Regions from separate parts of the Homo sapiens genome. Here region 2 is linked to region 1. A link is an interaction called in ENCODE POLR2A ChIA-PET data of the cell type or tissue named here. Cell type or tissue: endothelial cell of umbilical vein. All regions are shown on one strand. Links, peaks and the distances in the headings refer to the core of each region. The heading gives the core; the rest is flanking DNA.

Region 1 (5,366 bases), core at 255-5,254:
ACTCTGTCACCCAGGCTCCCAGGCTGGAGTGCAGTGGCGCAATCTCGGCTCACTGTAACCTCCACCTCCCAGGTTTAAGCAATTCTCCTGCCTCAGCCTCTCAAATAGCTGGGACTACAGGCATGCACCACCACGCCTGGGCTAATTTTTGTGTTTTTGGTAGAGACAGGGTTTTGCCATGTTGGCCAGGCTGGTCTTGAACTCCTGAACTGAGGTGATCTGCCCGTCTCAGCCTCCTAAAGTGCTGGGATTACAGGCGTGAGCCACCGCGCCCAGCCTATCTTCCTTTATTTTCCTTGGCTTCTTATCACTGCCCCCTCCCCTTGGAGACAGATGAGAAAACTCAGGTTCTCATGGCGGAGAACCTGAGAGGATTGGCAAAGTAGATCCTATCAGCTAGAGACAGAGAGGACTGCTGCTTTAAAGGGGACTTTGGGAGATGGTCCCCTTCTCCAGCCCAGAGCAATGACCACTGACCCTCCACGAGTTTTATTCACCTTTTTCTCCCCATTACCAAGTACATGTTTGGCAAAGAGCTCAATAAATAGTTGTTGAAGGAGCATGTGGCTGTCAGGCCTGTGGGAGGGAGGATTAGGAGATGAGAGGCCCTCATTGGTCTAGGGATGGCTGCCCCATCTGCCTAGGGCATGCTGAGTTAGTATGGGGCAGCCCCCAGGAGGTTGGGAAAACTTTCCCAAAACAGAGGTCTAGATGAAGGAGGCCTGGGGAGAGAGGGGACTGGCTGATGTTGTATCTTACGGGGTGCTGGATGGGCTTTGTGTAAAGGCATTTACTGGTGCACATATGCTGTGTGTACTTTTCTGTATGTAGGTTATACTTTAAGAAAAGTTCTGAAAAATTGGCTGGGCACAGTGGCTCACACCTGTCCAGCACTTTGGGAGGCTGAGGCGGGTGGATCACCTGAGGTCAGTAGTTCAAAACCAGCCTGGCCAACATGGCGAAACCCTGTCTCTAAAAATAAAAATAAACTAAAAATACAAAAAATTAGCTGGGCGTGGTGACAGGCACCTGTAATCCCAGCTACTTGGGAGGCTGAGGCAGGAGAATCCCTTGAACACGGGAGGCGGAGGTTGCAGTGAGCCAAGATCGCGCCCCTGCACTCCAGCCTGGGTGACAGAGTGAGACTCTGTCTCAAAAAAAAAAAAAAAAAAAAAAAAAGAAAGAAAGAAAAAGAGAAAGAAAAGTTCTGAAAAATCAAATCAAAGGCACATGTCCAAGCCCCATGTGGAAGAATGGTCAGGAGAGGCACATCTATTCATTTGGTGCACACTTACTGAGCCATCTACTATATACCAGGCACTGATTTAGGCATATTGATGCCGTGGTGAGACAGGGAAGGCCTCTGCCTTCATTGGCTTCCGTTTTGGTGGAGGAGGAGTGGGAAGGAGAAACAAATCATAGATGAGGAACCAAGCATGAGAAATGCAGAAGAGGTGACTGTTACAAGGGTTAATAGGCGGGGTTATGTGATGTGACACAGAGGCGTTTAGCCAGAATGGTCAAAGAGGACCTCCTGAGGAGGTGACATTGGGCAAAGACCTAAATGATGAGGAGTCACCATGGGGCTAGAACAGTAAAGAGCACAGCCTGTGCACAGCTCCCGCGGCTGGAAGGAGCCATTCAAGGAGGCCTGTGGACCAATGTGGAGAGAGGAAGGTGGCAGGTATGAATCAGTTCTAAGATAGCAGAGGCCTTGAATGGCAAGGTAGTGAGTTTGGATTTTATTCTAAATGGGAAACCAAAAACAAAACAGTGACTTTGACCTCCTTTCTACCCTAGGTCTGCAGCCCAGAGGGCACCTTCTGCAAACATGTCTGTGGATCCCCTATCCAGCAAAGCTCTAAAGGTGAGGAGGCAGCCTCTGTCAACCCAGTGAAGCCCTCCCTCCCTGCCCATGCAGAGCCTCCTCATCCCAACTTCCCCTTCTTTCCTGGAATCCCCTGGGTGGCTCAGCAGGCACCAGGCCTTCATGATGCCAAAGGGAAGGGCCACAGCCATGGGCTGGGACCAGGAGGCCTGGGCTCTGGTCACAGGCTGCATGTCCCTGGGGTAGGTCACTTCCCTCTCCAGGCCTCCTTCCCCATCGGGTCAATGTCCCCTGGGGCATTCAAAGGTGCTTTCCGACCTGGGTTTCTCTGGCTGAGTCCAGGGCTTGGCGCTAGGTTAGAATTCAGGCTGAGCCCCGGGGTGGCCTCCTTTTGTGTCCCGATCCTAGTCTGGCCCGGTTTCCCCTTCCCGGATTCCTGCTCCCCTTCGGGGTTTTGGATCAAGTCCACCCACCACCTCGGCGGCTAAGGCGGTGAAAGAGGAACACCGCGGGTGGAGCGGGGGGGCCCGTCCCCAGTCCCCTGGACCTCAGTTTCCTCATGCCCGCAGATCAAGCGAGAGCTGAGCGAGAACACGCCGCACCTGTCGGACGAGGCGCTGATGGGGCTGTCGGTGCGCGAGCTGAACCGGCATCTGCGCGGGCTCTCCGCCGAGGAGGTGACACGGCTCAAGCAGCGGCGCCGCACACTCAAAAACCGTGGCTACGCCGCCAGCTGCCGCGTGAAGCGCGTGTGCCAGAAGGAGGAGCTGCAGAAGCAGAAGTCGGAGCTGGAGCGCGAGGTGGACAAGCTGGCGCGCGAGAACGCCGCCATGCGCCTGGAGCTCGACGCGCTGCGCGGCAAGTGCGAGGCGCTGCAGGGCTTCGCGCGCTCCGTGGCCGCCGCCCGCGGGCCCGCCACGCTCGTGGCGCCGGCCAGCGTCATCACCATCGTCAAGTCCACCCCGGGCTCGGGGTCTGGCCCCGCCCACGGCCCGGACCCCGCCCACGGCCCGGCCTCCTGCTCCTAGTGCCCGCCCCCGCCATGCCTCAGCCACGCCCCTCCGGCCTCAGCTCCCTCCCCAAAGTGCCTGAGCGCCGCCTCTGTGCCCAGGTCCCATTTCTCTGCAGCACTGGCCCCTTGGTGCACACACATTCCCTTCGTGGGCCCTGTCTTCCTCTTGCAGCCCCCCAAACTGGGACCGAATGACCCTGGGAAGGGGAACTTGGGTAGGTTGGGGATGGGGCAGAGGTCTGGATCTGGGATCGCCCTTGGCTGAAAGTTTAGCCTTTTTAGATTGAGAGATACAGAGCCGGCTTAGAGAACAGCTGTTGGGGGAGAAGAGGGCACCCCTCATCTTGGAAACTGCTCTTATTGTGCCAATATGCCCTCCAAACCCTCCCAGGATTCAAAGCTAGGTTTGGCTGTCTGTGACTTACGGGACCGTCCTGCTGAGAAATTGCACTGAAGAGATGCCCCCACCTCTGGTTGGGCCTGGGGGTGCCTGGCCTTCCGAAACTAAAAGAGTGGGTGGGAAGACTAGTGAAACCCAGTTCACGGATGGGGAAACAGGCCTGAGGTCACATTTCACTTAGTGGTTGTGTTGGGACCAAAACCTGGGTGTCCTCACTGCTGCCCTGAGTCCAGCCATGGTTTTCAGGGGGACAGTGGACAGGGACTCAGAAATGTGGTGGGAGGGCCTCCCTGGCTTGGGAGACCGCTCTCTGCAAGGGAGGGGGAGAGAAGCAGAGGGAGAGAGAAGGTGACACGGATGGAAGAGTGGGAAGGAGCTGGCCTGGCTCAGCCCTAGGCTGTCCCTGCAGCCAGGGTGTCCGGGGGCTGGCCAGTCAGAGAAAGGGGGCCATGGACTGCTGTGGCAAATAGGGAGACAAGGAGACAGACCCTGCAGTCCTACTACAGTCTGGAGTGGGGTCCTAAGAAGAAGGGTCCCACCTCAACCCCTGTCAGTGTCCACTGTGGGGTGGGGGCTGACCCCTGCCTTTGATTGTCATTCTCCTGGGAAGCCCAGTCTCAGTCCCTCCCCCAACACTGTCCACACTGCCCCTCCCCACTGTTTATTTATTGCACGGATCTAAGTTATTCTCCCCAGCCAGAGCCCGAGCTCCTGCTCCCTGGGAAAAGTGGCGTATGGCCCTGAGCTGGGCTTTATATTTTATATCTGCAAATAAATCACATTTTATCTTATATTTAGGGAAAGCCGGAGAGCAACAACAAAAAATGTTTAAGCCGGGCGCGGTGGCTCACATCTGTAATCCCAGCACTTTGGGAGTCCAAGGAGGGGGATCGCTTGAGTCCAGGAGTTTGAGACCAGCCTGGACAACATGGTGAAACCCCATCTCTACAAAAAATACAAAAATTAGCCATGCATGGTGGCTCATGCCTGTAGTCCCAGCTACTTGGGAGGCTGAGGCAGGAGGATCACTTAAGCCCAGAAGGCAGAGGTTGTAGTGAGCTGAGATCGCACCACTGCACTCCAGCCTGGGCAACATAGCAAAATCCTGTCTCAAAAAAAAAGTTAAAAAATATTGCCCGGCTCCTAGAATTTATTTATTTCCTGACTTACAGCAAGCGAGTTATCGTCTTCTGTATTTTGTAGACTTTCTAAATAAAGTCAAATTCTTTCTTTTTCCACAGAGAATAAATGTGTATCCTGGACTATGTTTTTTGGCGAGGGGTGTCTAAAATGGGGTTCTGCTTTCAACCCCTTAGGGCTTCTGGTGGCGGGGAGGGCTAGTGCACATCACCAGCTATTGCACAGGGTATGAGGTGGAGGGGAGATGGCGACAGAGACCAGTGATGCTGAAACTTCGATGCTTCCTCTTGGTTGCTTAGAGCACAGGAGCTCCTGGGAAGACAAAGCCATGGGCACAATGAAATTTAGGACTGGATTCTGGCGGAGCATGGTGGCTCACACCTGTAATCCCAGCACTTTGGGAGGCTGAAGCAAGAGGATCATCTGAGACTAGGAGTCCAAGAGCAACCCGGGCAACATAGTGACACCCCATCTCTACAAAAAATAAAAAATAATTAGCCACATGTGGTGGTACACATGCCTATTGTTCCAGCTACTGAAGAGGCTGAGGTGGGAGGATCACTTGAGGCCAGGAGTTTGAGACCAGGCTGGGCAACATAGCAAGACCCCCATCTCTACAAGAAATTTAAAAGTAAGAAAACAGGCCGGGCGCAGTGGCTCACACCTGTAATCCCAGCACTTTGGGAGGCTGAGGCGGGTGGATCATTTGAGGTCAGGAGTTCAAGACCAGCCTGACCAACATGGTGAAACCCCGTCTCTACTAAAAATACAAAAAACAACAACAACAAAAAAAAAACATGGCCCGGGTGCGGTGGCTCACGCCTGTAATCCCAGCACTTTGGGAGGCTGAGGCAGGCGGATCACGAGGTCAGGAGATCGAGACCATCCTGGCTAACACGGTGAAACCCCGTCTCTACTAAAAATACAAAAAACAACAACAACAAAAAAAAAACATGGCCCGGGTGCGGTGGCTCATGCCTGTAATC
Region 2 (5,311 bases), core at 1-5,000, 80 kb before region 1:
TTTTGGGCTGAGAGGGGGACTTGGAAGGCTTCCTGAGGGAGGAGTCAGGGTCTGAACTGAGCTTTGGGTGGGAAGATGATTTGGAGCAGCTGACGATAGGAGGGAGACAGTGGGGAGGAGGGCTCCAGTCCGGACAGCCCTCCTGCATTCCCACCGGGGCCCCACAGGGCAGGACACGCGGTCCTGGGCTCACCGACATGGCCAGGTGCAGCGGGGTGTTGCCGTGCTCTCCGCGGGCATCCGCGTTGGCCCCGTGGGTCAGCAGCACTATGGCACAGTCGAAGCGGTTGCGCATCACCGCCACGTGCAGGGCCGTGTTCCCCGCGGAGCTGGTGCTGTTCACGTTGCAGCCCCGTTTCAGCAGCATGCGGGCCATCTGCGGGAGACGGTCAGGCTGAGTTAGCACAGGCACTCGGGGAGCTGCCGCACCCCGGGACACGTGGGCACTGCCACTTCTGCTCTGAGAGGCCTACAGGTACTGGGATGTTGGAAAGCGCTAGCAAGAGGATTCCAGGGGCAGGCCCCAGTTCTAGGGGGGCCTAGACTGCCTCCCATCCCATCAGCATCCCAAGACTAGGGACAAAAAGCCAAAGATGTGCTGACTGTTTTAAGAGGCTTCTGGTCCTTTCCTAGTGCCAACAGAACCCACTCTCCTTGCAAAGGCTCCTCTGGGGCCTGTCCTGAAGCACCCCGCTCCCTGCATCCCTCCCTGGAACCCTGCAAAGGTATCACCTCTCACTGGGCCTTGGCAATGCACATCCCTGGCAGAGCCTTGGGAACAGGGAGGGGAGCCTGGCTTTGGAGTCACAGACCTGAGCCCAAAGCCCAGCTTCACTCATCCCAGCTGCCTGCGCTTGGATGGGTCACTGTAGCCATGTGCACTTCAGGGCTTCTGTGAAGATGGGAATGCAAGTCCCCACCTCACAGCATGTGATGACAATGAGTGACCAAACCTACACGGAAGGGCCTGACTCGGTGTCCGGCTCCTGGAATGCAGAGGTACCCTGAGGCTGGCAGTGCCCTCCCTCCTGGCCCATCACATTGAGAAGTAGGCCATGAACTCTGGGGCATCCCATTCTCTGTCAAGCTGTGCTTCCTGGTGATGAGACCAGAGGCCTCCATCCTCCCAGGAGGACAGAGCTTAGCTTAGGGGAAGAACTCAGAGGAGATGCCCAGCCAGGCTCCCTGTGTGTGCAGCTAGGCCCAGCACCACCACCACCACCATCATCATCCATCATCATCATCATCATCTTGATGGTTAATAATGAGTGTCAACTTGATTGGATTGAAGGATGTAAAGTATTGACCCTGGGTGTGTCTGAGAGGGTGCTGCTAACGGAGATTAACATTTGAGTCAGTAGGGGAAGGCAGACCTACCCTTAATCTGGGTGGGCACCATCTAATCAGCTGCCAGCACGGCCAGAATATAAAGCAGGCAGAAAAAAATGTGAAAAGGCTAGACTGGCTTAGCCTCCCAGCCTACATCTTTCTCCCGTGCTGGATGCTTCCTGCCCTCAAACATCAGACTCCAAGTCCTTCAGCTCTGGGACTTGGACTGGCTTCCTTGCTCCTCAGCTTGCGATGGCCTATTGTGGGACCTTGTGATCGTGTGAGTTAATGCTCCTTAATAAATCCCCCTTTAGGCCAGGCACGGTGGCTCACGCCTATAATCCCAGCACTTTGGGAGGCCAAGGCAGGCAGATCACGAGGTCAGGAGATCGAGACCATCCTGGCTAACACGGTGAAACCTCGTCTCTACTAAAAATACAAAAAAATTAGCCGGGTGTGGTGGCGGGCGCCTGTAGTCCCAGCTACTCAGGAGGCTGAGGCAGGAGAATGGCATGAACCTGGGAGGCAGAGCTTGCAGTGAGCCAAGATTGTGCCACTGCACTCCAGCCTGGGCGACAGAGCGAGACTCCGTCTCAAAAAAAATAAAATAAAAAAATAAACCCCCCTCTCTCTCTATATATATATCTCCTGTTAGTTCTGGCCCTCTAGAGAATCCTGACTAATAATACAATCATCATCACGCCACCTTCTATTTGGGAAGCACTTTACAATTTGTGCCGAGTTTTGTCACACACTGCCTTGCTGACTTCATCACATCGCCAAAGCAGAATTCATGGATGAGGAAACTGAGGCACAGGGCGGATCCCCCCGCCCAGCCAGAGAGCAGCAGAGCCCTGCCAGGATCCCAGCTCTTCATGGACTTCTCTGCCTGCACACCCACTGCAAGGTCAGCCCCCAAGTGCTAGCCTCAGGGTCCTCTCGGGAACCTGCTTCCTGAGGGCCCTGAGGACCTGCGGGGCCCGGCCCCCTGCCCCACCCACCCACCTCAGGATCCACTCACCTCTGCGTTCTTGGCCCAGTGGAGGGGGCTGGCTCCGTAACGGGGGTCTTTGCTGTGGATCTGGCTGCTGTCCATGCTGATGATCATCTCCGCACACCTGGTGAGAGAGGGGCCCCGGTTGGTGAGCAGAAGCTAGGGTCTGCGTGGCGTGGGATGAAGCCAGGACTTGGAGCTTCATCTACTGCTTACAGAGAGCATCACTGCAAACAAAGTTCAGCAAACCCAACCAGCACACTCACCATGGTTAAGGCTGTACTGAGCCCCTCAAGGCACAACTAACCCCCTCCTCCAGGAAGCCTTCCTGATGCTGCCACCAGCAATGATCACCCTCCCTGGTACTGGCTTTAGAGTCAGATGGGCTTGAAGTCAAGCCCCAGCTTCCTCACTGGTGGCCTCCAGAAGCTGAGCAACATGGAGAGAGTGCTGAGAGGAGTGGCTGGGGTGTAAGGAAGACCAGGCATTTCAGAGCCCAGTTCTGTGCCTGGCACACAGCCACCCTCCACCTCCTTACCACACTGTCAGTGAGTCACACAGTGACCTGCATGCTATAGGAAGCAGTATGACAGAGTGGGAAAGAGCACAATTGCTTTCTACTCGGTGCCTGAGGCAAGCAGTGTCCACCAGAGATCTTAGCATCTCCAGCCTCAGAGCAGAGGCCCCGGGTTCACAAGCCTCATTAGGCCCCGCCTGGCCCAAAGAAAGTGCTCCATCATTGTATCATGGGTAGGAATCTCGGTTCACAAGTTCAGCTGTGCAAGGAGAAGACTTTAAAATTTTTCTGGCTGGGCGCGGTGTCTCACGCCTGTAATCCCAACACTTTGGGAGGCTGAGGCAGGCGGATCACCTGAGGTCGGAAGTATCAAAGGACGGAATGCAGGGACTTGAATGGACATTTGCAGACCCATGTACACAGCAGCATTCTTCACAACAGACAAAAGGTGGAAACAACCCAGGCGTCTATCAGTGAAGGACTGAATGGATAAACAAAATAGTATTCTGCCTTAAAAAGAAAGGAAATTCTGATACGTGCTGCAACATGGATGAGCCTTGAAGACATCATGCTAAGTGAAATAAGCCAGGCACAAAAGGACAAACGCTGTATGATTTCACTGATACGAGGTTCTAGAACAGGCAAGTTCTGAGAGACAGAGAGGATATGGGACTTATCGGGGGCTGTGGGGAGGGGAGAATCGGGAGTTATTAATGGTTACAGTTTCTGTTTGAGGTGATAAGAAAAGTTTTAGAAAGGGGTAATGGTTGGACAACATTGTAAATGTGATTAAAACCACCGAATTGTACACTTAAAAGTGGTTAAAATGGGCCGGGTGTGGTGGCTCACGCCTGTAATCCCAGCACTTTGGGAGGCCAAGGTGGGTGGATCACCTGAGGTCGGGAGTTCGAGACCAGCCTGACCAACATGGAGAAACCCTGTCTCTACTAAAAAATACAAAATTAACTGGGCATGGTGGTGCATGCCTGTAATCCCAGCTACTACTCGGGAGGCTGAGGCAGGAGAATCACTTGAACCCGGGAGGTGGAGGTAACGGTAAGCCGAGATCACACCATTGCACTCCAGCCTGAGCAACGAGAGCGAAACTCTGTCTCAAAAACAAAAAACAAAAGTGGTTAAAATGGCAAATTTTATGTTATATATAATCTATCACAGTTGGAAAAAATAAACATAATATATCAGAATCATTGTATACTTTCAATAGGTGGATTGTATGGAATAGGAACTATATCTCAATAAAGCTTTTTTTTTTTTTTTTTTTTAGTGCAATTACTAGGACAGCCCACATGGGTTTAATTCCCAGGTCTGGCACTTACTGACTGCCTGACTTTGAGCAAATTACTTAATCTCTCTAAGCCCTGGTTTCCTCATCTGTTTTTTGTTTGTTTGTTTGAGACAGGATTTCCCTTTGTCACCCAGGCTGGAGGGCAATGGCATGATCATAGCTCACTGTAGCCTCAAACTCCTAGGCTCAAGCGATCCTCCTGCCTCAGCCTCCCAAAGTGCTGGGATTAGAGGCATGAGCCACCACACTTGGCCCTCAGCTTTAGAGGGGGAATAAAATACATCAGCTCTCTGGGCTATAGTGAAATAGCCCACATGAAGGCTAAGCCGGTGGCTGGGACAGCGTTAGTGTTCAGCTGCTGTTCTCTATTATTAGGGGTGCCCAGCACAGGCCCAGGATTTATGCTGCCCAGCTCCCTACAGCCCTTATGCCAGCGCTTGGTGCTCAGCACTAGGCACATGGAGTCAGGCCCAGCTTCTTTCCCTGGGCCCTCTGGAGCCCCCCAAGTCTTCACCCGAGTGGCCAGCTCCGGCTAGTGTCCATGGCTTGGCTCGGGCTCTGCTGCCCCCAAACCTTCCCTGAACTCCAGCTGCCTGATGCCGTCTCTGAGCTCCTAGTGCAGCCCCCAGGCATCCTCAGTCTCAGCCTCCATCTCACTGTCTGGGATTATCTGTTTCCCTTCCTCAGCAGGGGCTTAACCATCTGAGAACCGCAGGCACAAACCGAGCTTTGTGGGAAAGGTCAGCTGCATTGAAAAACAGCAGAGGTGGCCAGGCGCGGTGGCTCACGCCTGTAATCCCAGCATGTTGGGAGGGCGAGGCAAGTAGATCACCTGAGGTCAGGAGTTCAAGACTAGCCTGGTCAACATGATGAAACCCCATCTCTACTAAAAATACAAAAATTAGCTGGGCATAGTGGCGCACACCTGTAATCCCAGCTCCTTGGGAGGCTGAGGCAGGAGAATCAGTTGAACCTGGGAGGCAGAGGTTGCAGTGAGCCAAGATCATGCCATTGCACTCCAGCCTGGGTGACAGAGTGAAACTCTGTCTCAAAAACAAAACAAAGAAAAGAAAAGAAAAAGAAAAACAGCGAGGGAGCTCCTAGTCTGAGCTGTGAGGGAACCACTTGTCAGTAACACTGAGGCCGTGGGATTCTTGGAGTAGGG

Evidence for each region. Peaks named below come from ENCODE experiments on the same cell type or tissue, not always from the same donor. Only the 100,000 strongest peaks of a DNase experiment are listed, where the experiment ranks them.
Region 2: POLR2A ChIA-PET joins it to region 1 with 11 read pairs; 11 of 35 experiments call an interaction of 5 or more read pairs at or near these places.

What each region holds. Positions count from the first base shown.
Region 1 is chr22:38,212,023-38,217,388 of GRCh38, forward strand. It overlaps MAFF (MAF bZIP transcription factor F), which reads left to right. Exons shown (of 3, transcript NM_012323.4): 2 at 1,801-1,867; 3 at 2,398-4,485. The coding sequence starts at 1,832. The coding sequence ends at 2,856. It also overlaps a transcript of TMEM184B not described here. Among named protein-coding and RNA genes, the nearest start is that of SNORA92, 10 kb to the right of the region's middle. RefSeq lists enhancers at 126-270, 1,784-2,365, a cis regulatory region at 198 and silencers at 2,361-2,410, 2,581-2,950. In endothelial cell of umbilical vein, for the core only: no CTCF peak of the experiment used is centred there; a DNase peak (open chromatin) is centred at 2,829.
Region 2 is chr22:38,132,638-38,137,948 of GRCh38, forward strand. It overlaps PLA2G6 (phospholipase A2 group VI), which reads right to left. Exons shown (of 17, transcript NM_003560.4): 6 at 2,351-2,447; 7 at 194-376. Among named protein-coding and RNA genes, the nearest start is that of BAIAP2L2, 25 kb to the left of the region's middle. In endothelial cell of umbilical vein, for the core only: no CTCF peak of the experiment used is centred there; a DNase peak (open chromatin) is centred at 2,864.